Linked DNA regions of Homo sapiens: region 1 is linked to region 2. Evidence: read pairs that join two places in POLR2A ChIA-PET (ENCODE). Cell type or tissue: PC-3. All regions are shown on one strand.

Evidence for each region. Peaks named below come from ENCODE experiments on the same cell type or tissue, not always from the same donor. Only the 100,000 strongest peaks of a DNase experiment are listed, where the experiment ranks them.
Region 1: POLR2A ChIA-PET joins it to region 2 with 6 read pairs; 6 of 35 experiments call an interaction of 5 or more read pairs at or near these places.

The regions. Positions count from the first base shown.
Region 1 is chr15:34,357,809-34,362,808 of GRCh38, forward strand. It overlaps LPCAT4 (lysophosphatidylcholine acyltransferase 4), which reads right to left. Exons shown (of 14, transcript NM_153613.3): 8 at 4,974-5,000; 9 at 4,765-4,847; 10 at 4,388-4,513; 11 at 3,592-3,724; 12 at 2,303-2,401; 13 at 1,781-1,937; 14 at 825-1,494. The coding sequence ends at 1,319. Among named protein-coding and RNA genes, the nearest start is that of LPCAT4, 6.9 kb to the right of the region's middle. In PC-3, CTCF peaks have their summits at 768 and 2,665 (motif pointing right); DNase peaks (open chromatin) are centred at 743, 1,783 and 2,703; H3K27ac peaks cover 3,193 bases.
Region 2 is chr15:34,121,037-34,126,036 of GRCh38, forward strand. No RefSeq gene overlaps it. Among named protein-coding and RNA genes, the nearest start is that of PGBD4, 21 kb to the left of the region's middle. In PC-3, no CTCF peak of the experiment used is centred here; a DNase peak (open chromatin) is centred at 1,915; H3K27ac peaks cover 2,696 bases.

The DNA.
Region 1 (5,000 bases), 240 kb after region 2:
AGGGGTAGTCTTAGATTCTACAAATCCATAAATCTTGTCTCCAGCCTTATCTTGGCTCCCTGCAGCCTCCTCCTGGCAACAGACTGGCTCTCAGGCTGTGATAAGTCTCCAAACTGAGGAATCTCCAATGATCACATTATACATCCCCTCTTCACAAGCCTGGACTTGGTGTCAGGAAGGCTTATCTGGGCATCTTATAATTATCTGCCTCCCTTGAAGTCTATAGATAGAAAGATGCTTTTCTACCTGTTAGATCTCTGAGATAGAGATCTAATTTTCTTTCTTCTTTTTTTGAGACAGGGTCTCGTTCTGTAGCCTAAGCTACAGAGTGCAGTGGCATAACGATGGCTTATTGCAGCCTCAACCTCCTGGGCTTAGACAATCCTCCCAGCTTAGCCTCCCAAGTAGCTGGGACTACAGGTGTGCACCAGCATGTCCAGCTAATTTTTCTATTTTTTTTTTTTTTTTGTAGAGGTGGGGTTTCACCACAGCATCCAGGCTGGTCTTGAACTCCTGGCCTCAAGCCATCTGCCTGCCCCAACCTCCCCAAGTGCTGGGATTACAGGCATGAGCTACCATGCCCAGCCTAATTTTCTAATTGTCCATAATTGTGTCTCTAGGGGGCCTTGTTTTCTTCCTTGAAAAGAGGCTGAACAGAAAGGACTTCAGTGTCCTTACTCATCTTGTGTCAGAGAAACCCTCCTGTGTAGCTGGTCTGACCTGCAGGGAGGAGGCCGGTTCCTTACTGACACAGCTCCTTGCTTCCACTAGGGGCGATGGAATCAAGTCTCAGTAGGATTATTAAATATGGAATGGTAGCAAGCTATTTTTTAATCTTTAATGAGGACAGAGCAAGAGGGAATGGGCTGAAAAGAGGTTCACGAGGAAGTCTGTTAAAATGTACATATAGGAGATGACAGCAGGAGGGAGGATATGGAACCTCAGTATGATTTCTGTGCAGGAAAGAGCCCTGTCCGAAGAGGAAGATTCATCCAGCTATGGCCAAGAGGACGAACCTTGGAAACATTTGTGATTTTCCAACGGGCGTCCTACAACCATTCATCCCTTTCCTTCCCAAGTAATGGTAACATCAATATGACTGGACTTCATTTTTTTTAATAGATATAGATATAGATTTATATTTATATATAAAATAGTTTTTTACAAAAAAATCAACCAAACAAAAAATTAAAATCAACTTAAAAAAACAACAACCAAACAACAATAACAAAATTCAAACAGGAGCAGAGATGGGGCTGAGGCATAGGGGAGGCCCCTAGCGCTGCCCTGAGGAGGAGGGGGTGAGAGGCTGAGGCACTCAGTCTCCCTTCTGCTTGGGTGCTTGCACAGTCCCATTGGCCAGAGCAGTGGGGTTGCCTGGGGATGAGGCATTTGGTGTCTGGGAGGTGCCTCGAGAGGTGTGTGGGGGGCGCAGGTAGGTGCTGAAGAGTTTCCCATAGAGTGGGTCATGGAGGGAGAAGTTCTGGAACTGACCTGGACAAATAAGAGATGGGGAAAAGTGAAAAGATCTAAGAACGAGAAGAGAATCTCCCTGCTTTTTTCTCAGAACTAAAACACCTTGTGCCTCTACTCTGTTTAACTTCTCAAATCCAGGTTCAGGTCCTCTCTTCCTTTCTAGCCTGTTCCTCCCAGCCTTACTTCTCATAGGTTCTGATCTCCAGCACTGGCCACTAACCCTTGTTCCCTCCCAGCCCAGTGCTTTCCTGGATGCTGATGGTGCCCCAAGTGCCCGTGTGGGGCTGAGAAGGCAGTGACTCACAGAGGGAGAGGCCTTGGCTGGATCCTGCCTGGCACAGCTCAGCATGCAAAGCTGTGGCAGCAGGGTGGGGTGAACCCAGCAGCAGGTGCAGGATGGTGCTGAAGCCGTCTTTGTACAGCAGGCGGTTGGGACCCTCTGCTTGCTCTTCAGCAAAGAGCTTGGGAGAGAAAGGGATAAGAGTCAAGTTCTCTCCTCATGCCATGGCCTCACCCTGCCCCACAGACTGGCCTGACAGGCTCCTCCTCTTCCAAAAGGGTGGTGCACAAGCCTTCCCTGACCCTCCAGTGCCCTTTCTGCAGAACTGTAGACTTTATAGCTTTTTCCTTCTTCTTCCTTCTTCTTGTGCCCAGCTAGGTCTCAACATAGAGGCCGGGGGTCTGCAGTTTTAGGCACTGTGGCACTAGGTTGGATACCAAATGCCTAGTATCTAGAAGCTACTGGAAACAGCATACCAAAATAGGCCTCCTGGAGCGGGGTGAGCATAGCCACTAAGCACCCCCCACCACCGCCACCCCCCATTACCTCAAAGGCCAGACGAGTTAGCTCTTCCAGGCTCCTGCCCCCATCCAGAGCTGCTAGTGCAAGGGCCACATCTCGGAAGTCCACCAAACCCTTGGTATCCTGGTGTGAAAAAGAAACCAGGGCAATGCGGGGACCCTGCGCCTCCCTTCCTGCTCTTTGGATTTTGACTCCTCCCTCTTCTCAGCAAATAATGGGGGTGATCCCTGTGACTGCTCCCCTCAGAACTGTGAGCTCCAAACTCTTTAGGATCCCTGGAATTTCTCTCAGGTCATAGGCTTTCTCAAGCTATATCAGGTCACCTGGTGACAAAGCCCTCCCATAAAGGGATCTCCTAGGAATGTAAGGGAATCCCTCAGGAATGCTGAAGCTACTATGAAGTCTCTGACATGCCAGCGGAGGGCAGTCCTGGTCCCCAGGCTAGACAAACTGGTTCTCTCTGACTCAGCCTATGTAGAAGAACTGGTCCAACAGATTGAAAGGGGGACACAGGCATAATTTCTTATGAAAAACACAAGGAGGATGCCTGCTGTACCAGCTCCATGGGAGACCATGGCATTTGAATTTTTGTTTCTGCTCTGCTACAGGCCAAGTGGGGGAAGCTCTTTTCGGGGACAGTCCGCCTCAATCTAAGGAATCTAGATACCTGGTCACTCTGTCCCTTCAGAGGATGTTGAGGGTCACATTCTGCATCTCAGATCAAAAAGCTCCTTGGGACCACTGTTGGTTGTTCATAAGCATTAAGAATCTTTTAGGATTTTTGGAAGTTGACCAGGGAACTTGGTTAAATCTTGAGAAATACATGGCTTGCTAAGAATCTTGAGAAAATTCCTCTAGAGAAGCTATAGGATATTTAAAATAATCTGCCCAAGTCCTACAGATATAGCTGGGTCTCAAGCTCTCAACCATCTAACTGTCCGGTGTTGTTTCTTCTACATGTCATCTTCCCACGTAACCTTCATGACTCTCCTTCAAAGACCCTCACCCAGCACCCCAAAAGGTCTTATGATTCCCCACCTTCGCCACTCTCTAAAGTGGTTTCAGAAATTTATAGTCCTTACTGATTATTTCTCCCTTGTTCCTCCTCATGATGATAACATTGCTCTTCAATGCACTGGATGCCTGATTAAAAAATGAATCTTCAGTGGATCTCAGGGGATGGCCATCTAACAACAGCTGTGAGAACATCCACTGAGGACTCCAAACTGTGAGTGACTGATACGGCCACTAGGAACATGTCAGCCTGGAGGGAAGCCTGGGTTCTGCTCTGCTCTTTGTTCCAGCTCCTTTACCTGCTGGAAGTAGCCAAAGGCACCAGCCACCGTCTGAGGATCAGAGAGCTGTAGCTGCCTGGCAAACTCTTCCTGGCTGATCATTCGACTCCGGCCTGGCTCTGCCCCAGCGTCCACATAGCCAGCGGACAGCCTACGATGGAATTGTTGAAGGCAGAGAGCTGTCTCAGTTTCCTTCTGGACACACCATCAGCAGGACTTCAGCCCCAGTACCAAGAGTTCTATCAGTACAGGTTTAGCTGCTGTTTTTCTAAGATGTACTGACTCACAGTCCCTTGAGAGCACTTCTTACTTTTTTCTTTTCTTTTCTTTTTTTTTTTGACGGAGTCTTGCTCTGTCACCCAGGCTGGAGTGCAGTGGCACGACCTTGGCTCACTGCAACCTCCACCTCCCAGGTTCAAGCAATTCTCCTGCCTCAGCCTCCCAAGTAGCTGGGATTACAGGCATGTGCCACCAAACCCGGCAAATTTTGTATTTTTAGCAGAGATGGGGTTTTGCCATGTTGGTCAGGCTGGTCTTGAACTCCTGACCTCAGGTGATCCACCCGCCTTGGCCTCCCAAAGTGCTGGGATTACAGGTGTGAGCCACCGTGCCCGGCCCCTTCTTACTTTTTTCACCTGCATTATTACATATCCTTCCATTTATTCCCCACTTCCTTTTATTTATTCTATTATCTTTCTTCCCAGTTTTTTTCATTTTTAAGATTTTCCTTCTTCCTTCTCATTTCTCCCCTTCTTATTCTCTCTCTCTCTCTCTCTGTGACACTGCTCATACCCTCATTTCCAAGACCACTTACCCAGCCTTCCGAAGCACTTTTCCCAGTTCCCAGAGCTGTGGTTCCAACGCCACCTTCAGCCGGCCCACCACAATCACAGGTAAGCTCCCTACAAACTCACATTCGGTGGCTGGAATGCCCAGAGCCCTACAGGATGAAGAGGGATGGGATGGAGGGTAAGGAAGCAGAAGAAACTTCTGAGGGTTGGTTCCTGACCCTGGCCCGCTGACTGGAGTAGATCAGGCCCCTTTAAATCTCCCTGCCTCTGTCTCAGCTGTTCAAGAGCCCTTCCCACTGCCTGCTCCTCGATCTTTGCCTGAAAACCTCGCCCCCTCCACGCCCCTGTGGTTCCTTTGCCCTGTGCAACTGCTCCAGGAAATAGTTTGTGGGGCACTCACTGTGCCATGACCCTCTGAACATTGTTGGCATAGAGGGTGGGGTCCCTGCTCTCCTCAGGGCTGGGGTGATACACAGGAAGGAACTGAAACACAGACACACACAATTCTTATCAGAACCTCAAAGTGAGGTATGACCACTCCCACCCTCTTTTCCCAAGGTTTCAGGAGTCTGAGATGTACTTCTCCCACCGCCCCCACGGGAGCCATACCTCCACATCCACAATGCTGCAGGGCTG
Region 2 (5,000 bases):
TATTAAAATCTTTTGCCCAATCAGATTATTAAATTTTTTTCCCCATAGAGTTGTTTGAGCTCCTTTTATATTCTGGTTATTAATCCCTTTTCAGATGGGTAATTTGAAAATATTTTCTCCCAATCTCTAGGTTGTTCACTTTACTGATTGCTTCCTTTGCTGTGCAGAAGCTTTTTAACTTGATGTGATGCCATTTGTCCATTCCATTTTTGCTTTGGTTGCCGGTGCTTGTGGGGTATTACTAAAGAAATTTTTGCCCAGACCAATATCCGAAAGTTTCCCCAGTGTATTTTTTTTCCTTTTCCTTTTTTTTTTTTTTAGACAGGGTCTCACTCTGTCACCCAGGTTGGATTGCAGTGGTTTGATCTTGGCTCACTGCAACCTCCACCTCCTGGGCTCAAGCGATCCTCCCACCTCAGCCTCCTGAGTAGCTGGGACTACAGGGGCAAGCCACCACACCGAGCTAATTTTTTGAATTTTTTTTAGAGACAGGGTTTCGCCATGTTTGCTCAGGCTGGTCTTGAACTTCTGAGCTCAAGAGATCTGCCCACCTTGACCTCCCAAAGTGCTAAGTTTGCAGGCGTGAGCCACTGCACCTGGCCTCCCCAGTGTTTTCTTGTAGTAGTTTCATAGTTTGAAGTCTTAGGTTTAAGTATTTAATCCATTTTGATTTGATTTTTGTGTATGGTTGAGAGAAGAGAGACAGACCCTCTCATATTGTTTTATACTCAGAAAAGGAAAGAGAAGCAAAACTAAAGGCAGGTAGCCTGGTGCCTAGGAACCAGACCCGAAACCAGGCCTAGGCCTGCCTGACCTAAGCCTGGTAGTTAAAATTCGACCCCTGACCTAGCAACCGATGTTATCTATAGATTACAGAAAGACATTGTAAAACTTGCCGGTCTGTTCTGTTTCACTCTGACCACTGGTGCAGGCAGCCCCTGTCACGTGCCCGCTGCTTGCTCAATCGATCACCACCTTCTCACGTGGACCCCCTTAGAGTTGTGAGCCCTTAAAAAGGACAAGAATTGCTAACTCAGGGAGCTCAGCTCTTGAGACAGGAGTCCTGCCAATGCTCCCGGCCAAATAAACCTCTTCCTTCTTTAACTCGGTGTCTGAGGAGTTTTGTCTGCGGCTTGTCCTGCTACACGGTGAGAGATATGGGTCTAGTTTCATTCTTCTGCATATGGATATCCAGTTTTCCCAGCACCATTTATTGAAGAGACTCTTTTCCCAGTGTATGTTATTGGCCTCTTTGTTGAAAATGAGTTCATTGTAGGTATGTGTATTTGTTTCTGAGTTCTCTATTCTGTTCCATTGGTCTATGAGTCTGTTTTTATGCCAGTACTATGCTCTTTTGATTACTACAGCTCTGTAGTACAATTTGAAGTCAGATAATGTGATTCCTCCAGTTTTGGTCTTTTTGCTTAGTATAACTTTGGCTATTTGGGGTCTTCTGTGATTCCATGTACATTTTAGGATTTTTTTTTTTCATTTCTGTGGATACAGAATCTTTCAATGAGAAAAAAATAAAAATTCAATGAGTTCCATTTTAATAGGTCATACTGCAGATGTTGCCAATTGACAATTATACTATAAAATTAGACAAGATGATTTATAATTTGTTAGTTATAATTTTGCTATTCCCAAACTTCCTGTGAGGCCCTGACTAAACTGACAAACCTGAACATTGTAATTCCTAAAACAATAACAAAACCCTACCACTCACAGACCTCAATGATTCTCAAACTTATGTGTGTGTGAGAATCACCCGGGGAGTGTAATAAACATCAGATGCCTGGGCCCCACCCCTGGAGATTCTAACTCGGTTGGTCTGGAATGGGGCCCTGGGCAGTTCCATGTTTACAAGCTTGTGATGTCATTCCGATGTGCCGCAAGTTTGAGAGCTGCTGGCCTATCTCAGGGGAATAGCATTTGCATTAAATAAGTAGTCTAGTAAAGCTCTTAGAAAACAAAGCATAATGCTTCCTTTGTGGCTATTAGTCATTAGCGACTTTCCAGAAGCAGAAATGGTATGTCCATTTATCACGATACTAACAAATTTCTGTCTAGCTTTGACTCAACAGTTAAAACAGTGCAGGGGTTAAGAACACACACACAGGATATGGGGTCAAACCAGGGTTTGAATCCTGGCTGTGTCAATTACTAGCAGTGAGACCTTGTCCAAGTGGCTTCATGTTGAGCCTTAGTTTCTGCATGTGGAAAAAGGAACTAGAGTACTTATTTATCTCCCAGGATTGTATGAGGATTAAATGAGAGAATGTAAATAAGGCACCTACCACAGCTATAGGCAAGTGAAAAGCAATCAATAAATGGAACTATTGGCCAGGCGTGGTGGCTCACAACTGTAATCCCAGCACTTTGGGAGGCCGAGGCAGGCGAATCATGAGGTCAGGAGTTCGAGAACAGCCTGGCCAACATGGTGAAACCCCATCTCTATTAAAAATACAAAAATTAGCCAGGCGTGGTGGCAGGTGCCTATAATCCCAGCTACCTGGGAGGCTTAGGCAGGAGAATCACTTGAACCCGGGAAGTGGAGGTTGAAGTAAGCTGAGATCGCACCATTATCCAGCCTGGGCAACAAGAGTGAAACCTTGTCTCAAAAAAAAAAAAAAAAAAGGAACTATTATTATTATGTTGACTAATTACTAGATGATTTCAGTGTGACCTTGCTGTGATTAATGCAGGATTAGAAACAGGATCAACTTAATATGATCATATTAAGCTTTCTGTGACCATATATTTGTTCTGGAAAGGGTGAAACATACAAGTGTGTATATTATACACACTACAAACAAATGTTTTATCTATTTTAAAGTAAGTAATTATATTTAGTCTCTTCCATTCTTAATGTGTTTATATCACTTACAAAAATACTTCCATATCACATAGGGAGATCATTTTACAGAAGAAAATGAATGGCATGAGATGGCCACCTGTTTCATATTCTAGGCAACACAGCAGTCACAAGCTATGGAAATCCAAGATTTAGGAGACTGGTTTTATATCCTAAGCCAAAGTTATCCCTCAAAACCAGAATGCTTTTTAAAAATAAAAATAGTCTTATGGTGATGAAGGCATATGTCTATAATACCAGACCGAAAAGTGATAATAGTAATCAGCAAGCAGAATTAACCACAGTTTTTTTAGTTATAGTGCTCTGGCCTATTACATTAAAATGAACAATTTTTCAGATAAAGAATCTTCAACTACATTTCCAGTGGAGAAATTCAATTGCCCTATCCTAGACTTATGCAACTCTGGTTCTCAAAGGTCCCTAATTTTTATCTGTAAGAACAACTTTTTATTTCCTAGATACTTTATGATTCCAAATGGGTAGGGGTAGGGGTGAGGCGAGGGCAGAAACTGTCCCAGAAGTCAGCAGTGAAGTCCCTGAACAGAGATGGACAGTGCTGATGATAGAGTCGGTCAGCTCCCTACTTTTGCCCTTCTCTTGGAGCTGGTCAGAGGCATAACCAATATGGTGAGAAAAATGGCTTTCATGCAAGATCTACTGGCAGAGATCCTGATGGGCTGCTGGAGGTCCCCTGGGTTTATAATTATCAGCACACATCTATGGAACAATGCAACTGTAAAGCGTACTGTGCTAGGTACCCATACAGAATAAGTACCTTACATTAATTCTGCGACAAAATATGCAGTCTTACAATTAATGATCCATGTGTGAGGGAGTGAATCCTAATGGCAGTAACAGAGGGTTTGCAGATATGCTCATTGACAGCATGGCAGGGTCCTGTTACAGGAGTTCTATTACGGAATGAATCTTCTCTTGATAGAAAAACAGGTGCTGGTTGGTGGCTACAGCCAAGAAGGATGAATGACTGATAGGAACAGGCACCTGGGTCTCGTCTGAATATTCTAGTTTATTTTAAACACCCAGTAGCTCTTTGTTCCTTTATTCATTTATTCAACAAATTTTTATTGAACATTTCTTATTATATTTAGGTTGCACAGAGCAGGGAGCTGGAGTTACAATGGTGAGTTAGACAAACATTGATCCTACCTAAGAGGCTACTGACAGGTAAATAAGTAAAATTTAGTATAGCCAATTATACTTATGTACCATGATGGGGGAAGAACAGGATACACTCAGAGCACAAAGAAGGGGCACCCAACACAAAAATTTGAAGAGAAGAACAAGCTAAGACTTGAAGATTCAAGAAAGAGTTATTTTCAGAGAAGGTGGGAGGATGGATGAAGGGAAAAAGGCAGAGACAGGAGTGAGTGTTCTCCGCAGAGAAAAACAGTAAGTTTGAAGGCCTGGACTGAAATTGCAGGGTATGTCCAACCAAATGGCCCAAGAGTACCCTGGCATACGGTGGAGTATGTATGTGTGTGATGTTGAGATGAGATGAGGGTAGAAAGCAAAGCCAGGAACAAGAAGAAGCTAGTGGCCAGGCACAGTGGCTCACAATGGTAATCTCAGCACTTTGGGAGGCCAAGGCAGGAAGATTGCTTGAGTCCAGGAGCTCGAGACCAGCCTGGGCAACATAACGAGACCCTGTCTCTACAAAACAAAAGAAATATTAGCTGGGCAGTCCCTGCTACTCAGGAGGCTGAGGCTGAAGGATCCCGTGAGCCCAGGAGTTCGAGCTGCAGTGAGCTATGAGCTATGATTACATCAGGGCACTCCAGCCTGGGTGACAGAGAGACCCTGCCTCTTAAAAAAAAAAAAAGTAACATACAGTAATTTCTGAAATTACTAAAACTATACAAGGTGCCAGGAAGTTCCAGTTAGGTCACTAGCAGCAGTAAGTTGATGTCATTAAATCTGAGCAGATTCTGTGTAAAGTTGAAGAGTGATGGGCTCTTCGGTTTCTATGCTAGCTATTGATGCTTCCTCCCTGTATCCTGTTAAAGCCTATCTATTCCCAACTAACTGTAAAATATAAGGAACACAGCAGTTTCGTCAATGTGAGTAAGAAAACTATTCAATTAGTAGACAACAATAAAGGAATTCT